Linked DNA regions of Homo sapiens: region 1 is linked to region 2. Evidence: read pairs that join two places in POLR2A ChIA-PET (ENCODE). Cell type or tissue: A673. All regions are shown on one strand. Links, peaks and the distances in the headings refer to the core of each region. The heading gives the core; the rest is flanking DNA.

The links. ChIA-PET counts read pairs that join two places held together with the same protein. Peaks named below come from ENCODE experiments on the same cell type or tissue, not always from the same donor. Only the 100,000 strongest peaks of a DNase experiment are listed, where the experiment ranks them.
Region 1: POLR2A ChIA-PET joins it to region 2 with 5 read pairs; 2 of 35 experiments call an interaction of 5 or more read pairs at or near these places.

Annotation. Positions count from the first base shown.
Region 1 is chr2:220,552,174-220,556,577 of GRCh38, forward strand. No RefSeq gene overlaps it. Among named protein-coding and RNA genes, the nearest start is that of MIR4268, 650 kb to the left of the region's middle. In A673, for the core only: no CTCF peak of the experiment used is centred there; no DNase peak of the experiment used is centred there.
Region 2 is chr2:222,144,854-222,149,257 of GRCh38, forward strand. No RefSeq gene overlaps it. Among named protein-coding and RNA genes, the nearest start is that of CCDC140, 150 kb to the right of the region's middle. In A673, for the core only: no CTCF peak of the experiment used is centred there; a DNase peak (open chromatin) is centred at 1,808.

The DNA.
Region 1 (4,404 bases), core at 335-4,334, 1.6 Mb before region 2:
CTCATAATATACTGAGCTGAAGATCATGCTAAGTTAAAAATAAGTGGTAATTTAAATTATTTAACATTTGTATATGATTAGAACACAAAGGCCTACACATACCCTGGGCAGTAGGAATTAATTTATCAAGGTGAGCAGCCCTGCTTTATCATGGTGGCCTAGACAGGAATTAGACAAGTTATATCCATCTTAAATTCTTTTCTAAGGAAGAACGTCGTAGGGCTTAAAATATATATTACTGAATGAGAGGCAAGTTTGAAACCCATAAGTCTCTTTCTATGTAGGGAGCTCTATACATACTATCCAGGCAAATGGATTGCATTTTTCTTTTTATTAATCACAAATGAGGCACATGCTCAACCAGCCAAGACCAGCTTTATTAGTGAATATACATTCCTTGCGCCTAGGTTTATAGTCTGCATGCTGAAAGTGTTTTATATTCTTCCTTCTGGTTATGGCTGTTCAGAGTGATTGAGCTCAAACCCAGTCCTCATGAATTCACCAAATAACCCAGTTCACTGGTGAGGAGAGTGATGCCTGTCTTTTTGAGTGGGTCTGCAGGATGCCACATGCCTCCATGTAAAAATAAAAGCCAAAATAGCAAGTACCTTGTGAAGATTTGATTTGACTGCTGCTGAGGATTGAGGAGGTTGATGGGATTTTCCACCCTTCTGCTGGATCTTTCCTTGGTTTGTCCCTACGACTGTGCAGACCAGAACTGTAGTTCTGAACCCTGGATACTTTGCTCCTTACCCAGAATTCACTGAAGGGACACATGATGAATGATCGGATCTGCTTGCCTATCATAAATCTCAGCCAGTAGGGGAGGGAGAGACCGGGCTGACACATCACCTCTGAGGACTGGGTTACAGACTCCTCACTGATTTATCTGTCCATTTCTCCTCATTATGAAAGAAGGAAATGGTTTAACTCAAACATTTTACAGAGACATTTGGTCAGGGGGAGCCTCTTCCAGGGGGAAGAGACTCCTGTCTTCATCTTGTTTATCGCTCTCCAAAAGCCATTGTTCTTCAATCTAGACACAACCACTAGGCCTCCATCAACAGATTTTTTTTTCTTGGAAATAATAAATGTTAAATATCCTTGGAATTTGCTAAGGCCTGTTTGCTTTAGGAAGGAATTTGTTATGATTAGCTTGGGTACTTGGAGCCCAAGAGTTCCTGATAGCAAGTGCTGGCTAAAATGAGCAATGATGAAGAGTCAGAGAGATATGGGCTCAAGTCTGACCAGCCACTTCCCAGCTGTGGGGCTCCATGCATGTTATTTAACTTCTGAGTCTCAGTTCTTCGTCTGCTAAATGACGATAATCATAATGCCTATCTCCTGGAGTCAAACGAATTAGTGCTTGTCACATAGTAAGTGCTCAATAAATAATTGTTGTCATCCATCAGCATCAATCCCGTCATCCCCACAGCATGAGCACCAGGATACGAGCAACTAGTTGGAAGGGGACAGTGTATAATTTTTAGCTTTGTTGTCTCCATTATGTTCTAATTCTTTCCTACTGAGGAAACTGAAAATCTCGTCTCCTTGTCTTGGGATTGTGCAGACTTAGTCTTGCCTTAAATGCTTCAATCATCTGCATGTACATATAGAATAAATTCCAGTCTCCTAGGCACATATACACATGTACATCTTCCCTTAGATCTGGCTTCTGGTTATCTCTCCAGCCTCACTGCACTCCCTATCTTAAAATATATTTTATAAAAAAGACAAAATTGTCTGCAGTTTCCTGCTCAGTCCCACTTTCATGACTTCTATATGCTGTTTCTTCTGTCACAAACATAGTTTCCAATTTTCTTATAATACATTTTTATTTATCTTTCAGAAATATTTGATAGACACACTTTCTCCTAACCGCTCAGATTTATATCAGTGACCATCCTGTGTACTTTTTCAATAATTTATATATTTCCCTATAGATTATCAAATTGCTGCATTTTAATGAAGTTATGTGCATATAATTGTATCTTCCCCACTAGACTGGAAGCTGCTCAAGGGTAAGGATTGTCAAATCAGTGCCTGAAACAGGAAATTTTCTAAACATGATTTTTAAGGGTGTTTGAGCTTAGTGTTGAGATAAAAGGATTATGCATGTCACTTTCTTCATGTATAAGAATGTAGGAGAAGCAAATGTCTCATATAGTTACAGACGGTTATATACAGAAATATTTATTGATATGTCTATATATGCACAGATTAATATGCACACATATACTTCTTTTATTATTATTTTTTTTTGAGACGGAGTCTTGCTCTGTCTCCCAGGCTGGAGTGCAATAGCGCAATCTCGGCTCACTGCAACCTCCGCCTCCTGAGTTCAAGCAATTCTCCTGCCTCAGACTCCTGAGTAGCTTAGATTACAGGCACCTGCCACCATACCCAGCTAATTTTTTGTATTTTTTAGTAGAGACAGGGTTTCGCCATGTTGGCCAGGGTGGTCTCGAATTCCTAACCTCAGGTGATCCACCCGCCTCAGCCTCCCAAAGTGCTGGGATTACAGGCGTGAGCCACCACGCCTGGCCACACATATATATTTCTTTGGTCTGTTAGCTAAGAGGGCATAAAGAAAGGATAGCCCACCATCAGTGAACACATCTAATACCCAGATGTTGGTTTCAAATACTATTCTCTAATAAAGAACACCAGGGTTCCTGGGAGAAATGGATGATTCTAGGATATGGCAGAAACACGCAAGATAAGGCTGGAGCATCTTTTATTGCCATAAAATAAGGAAGTCCTAAAACACAAGCACACACACATACATACACATTGGGAATATGTCAAAAGGGAAGAAGAATTTTTTAGAAGAGCTCCCAATGACCAGAAGCTGAAATAATTAGATCAAAACAATTTATTGAATTATAACTCAAAGTATAAAATAAATATCCATGAATCTGTACTAAAGAGTATCAATAAATACTAGTAATAAATAGATAATTTAATAAATTAATAAGTCAGGGAGGAGAGACAAATCCCCTTAGCACAAGAATTTATATAGCTATTCCAACCTAAAGGATTAGAGTGGCATAATTCTCTACTCTTTAGTTATGGGCTATGTATTGAGACCTCCTTCCAAATAGTAGAGTATGGAAAGGGAGGGAGAAAATAACTCTAGAGTTATATACAGAAACCTGATGACTACAGCTTCAGCCCAGTGATTGTGGTTAACATTAACAGCAATAAGCCATGTTGATAGCATGCACCCTTGCCATGATATGATGAAAACAAAGCTTTTCCTCTATGCTCTTGCCCTCAAAACTCATAACCCAGTCTAATCATGAGAAAAAAATCAGACAAATTCTATATTAGGGACATCCTATAATATTCCTGGCTAGTACAAACCAGTCAAGGTCATCAAAAACAAGGACAAGTCTGAGAAAATGTCATAGCCAACAGGAGCCTAAGTAGATACGATGACTAAATGCAATATGCTACCTGGATGAGATCCTGGAATAGAAAAAGACATTAGGTAAAAACGAAGGAAATCTGAATAAAGCATGGACTTTAGTTGATAATAATGTATCAATAGAGGTACATTAATTGCAATAAATGTACTATACTAAGGTATGATGTTAATAATAGGTGCAACTGTGTGTGGGGTGGGGATGGAAACATGGGAACTCTGGGAACCATCTCCTCAATTTTTCTGTAAATTTAAAACTGCTCTAAAAACAAAGTCTAGTAAAAATTACTAAATAGCCAGGCATGGTGGCTCACACCTATAATCCCAACACCTTGGGAGGCTGAGGAAGGAGGACTGCATGAGGCCAGGAGTTCGAGACCAGCCTGGGCAACATAGCGAGACCCCCATCCCTACAAGAAATCATAATAATAATAATAATAATAATAATAATAATAATAATAATAATTAGCTGGGCATGGTGTTGCATGCATGTAGTCCCAGCTACTCAGAGTCTGAGGTGGGAGGATCACTTGAGCCTGAGAGGTTGAGGTTGTAGTAAGCTATGAGTCACTGTACTCCATCCTGGGTGACAGAGTGAGACTCTGTCTCAAACAAAAAGACTAACTAAAAAATGAAAAAAAAAAAAAAAAATGAAAGGAACAAAATCAGGATTTGCTGAGTAACACTGAAGAAATATACCACTTCTTTCTTAACACAGATTCACCTTTCCCTAACATATCTAAATAGTTCATGCAAACAAATTTATGCCACAGATTAAGTCAATAATTATCTCTACTTCCTGCTTTATTATGTGTGTGTAGTTAGGACTGGAATGAGGATACTTCACATGGAATCTTCCCTACCATAAGAACAACATGTTCTACCAACACTCAGATTGTTTTTCAGTCAGTCGTGCCACTATCTAAAGATGCATCCACTCTCATTCTTGCTTAGTGTAGATCTGTGTCCTGGTCATG
Region 2 (4,404 bases), core at 251-4,250:
TCTACTTACTGCATTCATGCAGAGTATATTAGGAAATTCTGCAGTTTACATATGCCAGACTGAAAAGTTGTCGAGTTTGTATTAGTCCTTTCTTGTACTGCTATAAACAAATAGCTGAGACTGGGTAATTTATAAAGAAAAGAGGATTAGTTGGCCGACGGTTTCACAGGCTCTGCAGAAAGCATGATGCTGGTATTTGCTCAGCTTCTTGGGAGACCTCAGGGAACTTGTACTCATGGATAAAGGCATTGCCTTAAGCAACCACGTCTTGTGAGAACTCACTATACAGTACCAAGGGAGGATGGTGTTAACCATGAGAACCTCGCCCCCATGATCCAACCACGTCCCACCATGCCCTTCCTCCAACACTTGGGATTACAATTCAACATGAGATTTGGGTGAGGACACAGATTCAAGCCAAATCAGAGTTTATATTATCTGGTTTTAACTGAATGTGTAACAAAATGGACTAGTGACTTAAAAAGAGTCTGGCAAGGAAAACATGCATGAAAGATAATAAAAATAACAAAAGTACAAGTTAACAATTTTTCTAAAAAAATTGTCAGGGAAATCCAAATTAAAACCACAATGAGATACCACCTTACTCCTGCAAAAAAATGGCCATTATTAAACATCAAACACAATAGATATTGCTGTGGATGTGGGGAAAAGAGAACGCTTTTACTCTGCTGGTGGGAATGTAAATTAGTACAACCTCTATAGAAAACAGTATGAAGATATTTTAAAGAGCTAAATATAGAACCCCCACGTGATCCAGCAATTCCACTCCTGGGTATCTACCTAAATGAAAAGAAGTCACTACATGAAGAAGACACTTGCACATGTATGTTTATAGCAGCATAATTTGCAATTGCAAAGATGTGGAACCAACCTAAGTGCCCATCGATTAACGAGTGTATAACAAAAATGTGGTATATGTACACCATGGAATATTACTCAGCCATTAAAAGGAAGGAAATAATGCCTCTTGCAGCAACTCGGATGGAGCTGGGGGCCATTATTCTAAGTGAAGTAACTTATGACTCAAAAACCAAAAACCATATGTTCTCACTTATAAGTGGAGGTAAGCTATGAGTACACAAAGGCATACAGAGTAATATAATGAACTTTAGAGACTCAGAAGGGGGAGGTTGGGAGGGGTCTAGGGATATATAACTACATATTAGGTATAATGTATGCTACTCAGGTGATGGGTGCACTAAAATCTCAGAATTCACCGCTATATAATTCATCCATGTAACGAAAAGCTCCTTGTACCCCCAAATGCCATTGAAATAAAAATTTAAACAAAAATAAAAATAAAATTCATTCAGACCCAACCAAAAAATAAATTAAGAGGCAGAGCTGAGACTTCTTTTTTCCCCAAAACAAGCTTATATTATTACAAAATAGAAGTAGAATGTCCAAAATTGTTACATCAGTAAAAACAACGACAATACAATCAGGTCTGACAAAAGGATGACCAACCAAATTAAACATTATCAAAACTCTCTGAAATTTGGGTTTTTGTCCACTTTAACAAATAATGACCTCACCCAAAGCATGTGGTGTACTTTAAGATATTATTTAATGGTAGAGTTCAGTCATCATGATTAGCAAGACATTTAAAACCTAAGCCTCAAGAACATAAAATCAAAGCTGTGATTTTTTTTTTCAAGCAATGTTTAAAGTCATGTAATAGGGCTTTACAAAATTTTTCTGAAACGGAGTGGAAATTGTCTTGAAGTCATTTTGGAGATCCCTTGCATAATAACGAAACAAAAAAATCTTTGGCACAATTTCAAGCTAAGATTACAGAGATATAATCGCACTTGAAACTCATACCCCACCTCTCTTAGAGCTATTGCAATAAAGAAGTGAAAGCCAGAAGTGCACAAAGTTCCTCAAGATGCCATTGAATTGTTTGCTTTTCAAAAAAAAAAAAAAAAAACCAGCACTTTTGTAGAGAAAATGGCATCATTCTTTGTCATCAGATGAGAGTAGTCATGAAGAGCAGAGGTTCCCTGGTTGTCCCTTGATTAAGTTACTAAGGTAACTTACTTAATTTAAAAAATCAAGTACTTTTTAAAGTATCTCCACTTAATAATGAGTTGCATGTTTTTCTTTTATTACAGCACGTGTTCTAAATTTGCCATCATTTTTTGTCATAAGTATCTCTCAATTGCATGCTGTCTAGCAGATCTAAATCTATATATCTGTATCTATTTAAATTTCCCCTGTTCCTTCAAAGTAAAGGTGATAATTCAACAATAACTTAGAAAAGATACTGCTTTTAGAGAGTAATACAAGATATAAATTGCAAGCATTAGAAAACAAGATTAGACAGGCAAGATAAAGAAATAAAGGATATTCAATTAGGGAAAGAGGAAGTTAAATTGTCCCTGTTTGCAGATGACATGATTGTATATTTGGAAAACCCCATTGTCTCAGCCCAAAATCTCCTTAAGCTGATAAGCAACTTCAGCAAAGTCTCAGGATATAAAATCAATGTGCAAAAATCACAAGCATTCCTTCACACCAATAACAGACAAACAGAGAGCCAAATCATGAGTGAACTCCCATTCACAATTGCTTCAAAGAGAATAAAATACCTAGGAATCCAACTTACAAGGGATGTGAAGGACCTCTTCAAGGAGAACTACAAACCACTGCTCAAGGAAATAAAAGAGGATACAAACAAATGGAAGAACATTCCATGCTCATGGATAGGAAGAATCAATATTGTGAAAATGGCCATACTGCCCAAGGTAATTTATAGATTCAATGCCATCCCCATCAAGCTACCAATGCATTTCTTCACAGAATTGGAAAAAACTACTTTAGAGTTCATATGGAACCAAACAAGAGCCTGCATTGCCAAGACAATCCTAAGCAAAAAGAACAAAGCTGGAGGCATCACGCTACCTGACTTCAAGCTATACTACAAGCCTACGGTAACCAAAACAGCATGGTACTGGTACCAAAACAGAGATATAGAACAATGGAACAGAATAGAGCCCTTGGAAATAATACCACACATCTACAGCCATCTGATCTTTGACAAACCTGAGAAAAACATGAAATGGGGAAAGGATTCCCTATTTAATAAATGGTGCTGGGAAAACTGGCTAGCCATATGTAGAAAGCTGAAACTGGATCCCTTCCTTACACCTTATAGAAAAATCAATTCAAGATGGATTAAAGATTTAAACGTTAGACCTAAAACCATAAAAACCCTAGAAGAAAACCTAGGCATTACCATTCAGGACATAGGCGTGGGCAAGGACTTCATGTCCAAAACACCAAAAGCAATGGCAACCAAAGCCAAAATTGACAAATGGGATCTAATTAAACTAAAGAGCTTCTGCACAGCAAAAGAAACTACCATCAGAGTGAACAGGCAACCTACAAAATGGGAGAAAATTTTCGCAACCTACTCATCTGACAAAGGGCTAATATCCAGAATCTACAATGAACTCAAACAAATTTACAAGAAAAAAACAAACAACCCCATCAAAAAGTGGGCGAAGGACATGAACAGACACTTCTCAAAAGAAGACATTTATGCAGCCAAAAAATACATGAAAAAATGCTCATCATCACTGGCCATCAGAGAAATGCAAATCAAAACCACTATGAGATATCATCTCACACCAGTTAGAATGGCAATCATTAAAAAGTCAGGAAACAACAGGTGCTGGAGAGGATGTGGAGAAATAGGAACACTTTGACACTGTTGGTGGGACTGTAAACTAGTTCAACCATTGTGGAAGTCAGTGTGGCGATTCCTCAGGGATCTAGAACTAGAAATACCATTTGACCCAGCCATCCTATTACTGGGCATATACCCAAAGAATTATAAATCATGCTGCTATAAAGACACATGCACATGTATGTTTATTGCGGCACTATTCACAATAGCAAAGACTTGGAACCAACCCAAATGTCAATCAGTGATAGACTGGATTAAGAAAATGTGGCACATATACACCATGGAATACTATGCAGCCATAAAAAAGGATGAGTTCATGTCCTTTGTAGGGTCATGGATGAAGCTGGAAACCATCATTCTCAGCAAACTATCACAAGGACAGAAAACCAAACACCACATGTTCTCACTCATAGGTGGGAATTGAACAATGAGAACACTTGCACACAGGAAGGGGAAATCATACACTGGGGCCTGTCGTGGGGTTGGGGGAGGGTGGAGGGATAGCATTAGGAGATATACCTAATGTAAATGAAGAGTTAATGGGTGCAGCACACCAACATGACATGTATATACATATGTAACAAACCTGCACGTTGTGCACATGTACCATAGAACTTAAAGTATAATAATAATAAAAAATAAAATAAAATAAAAACAAAAAAAGACAACAAGATTAGAAATATTTTCATTGC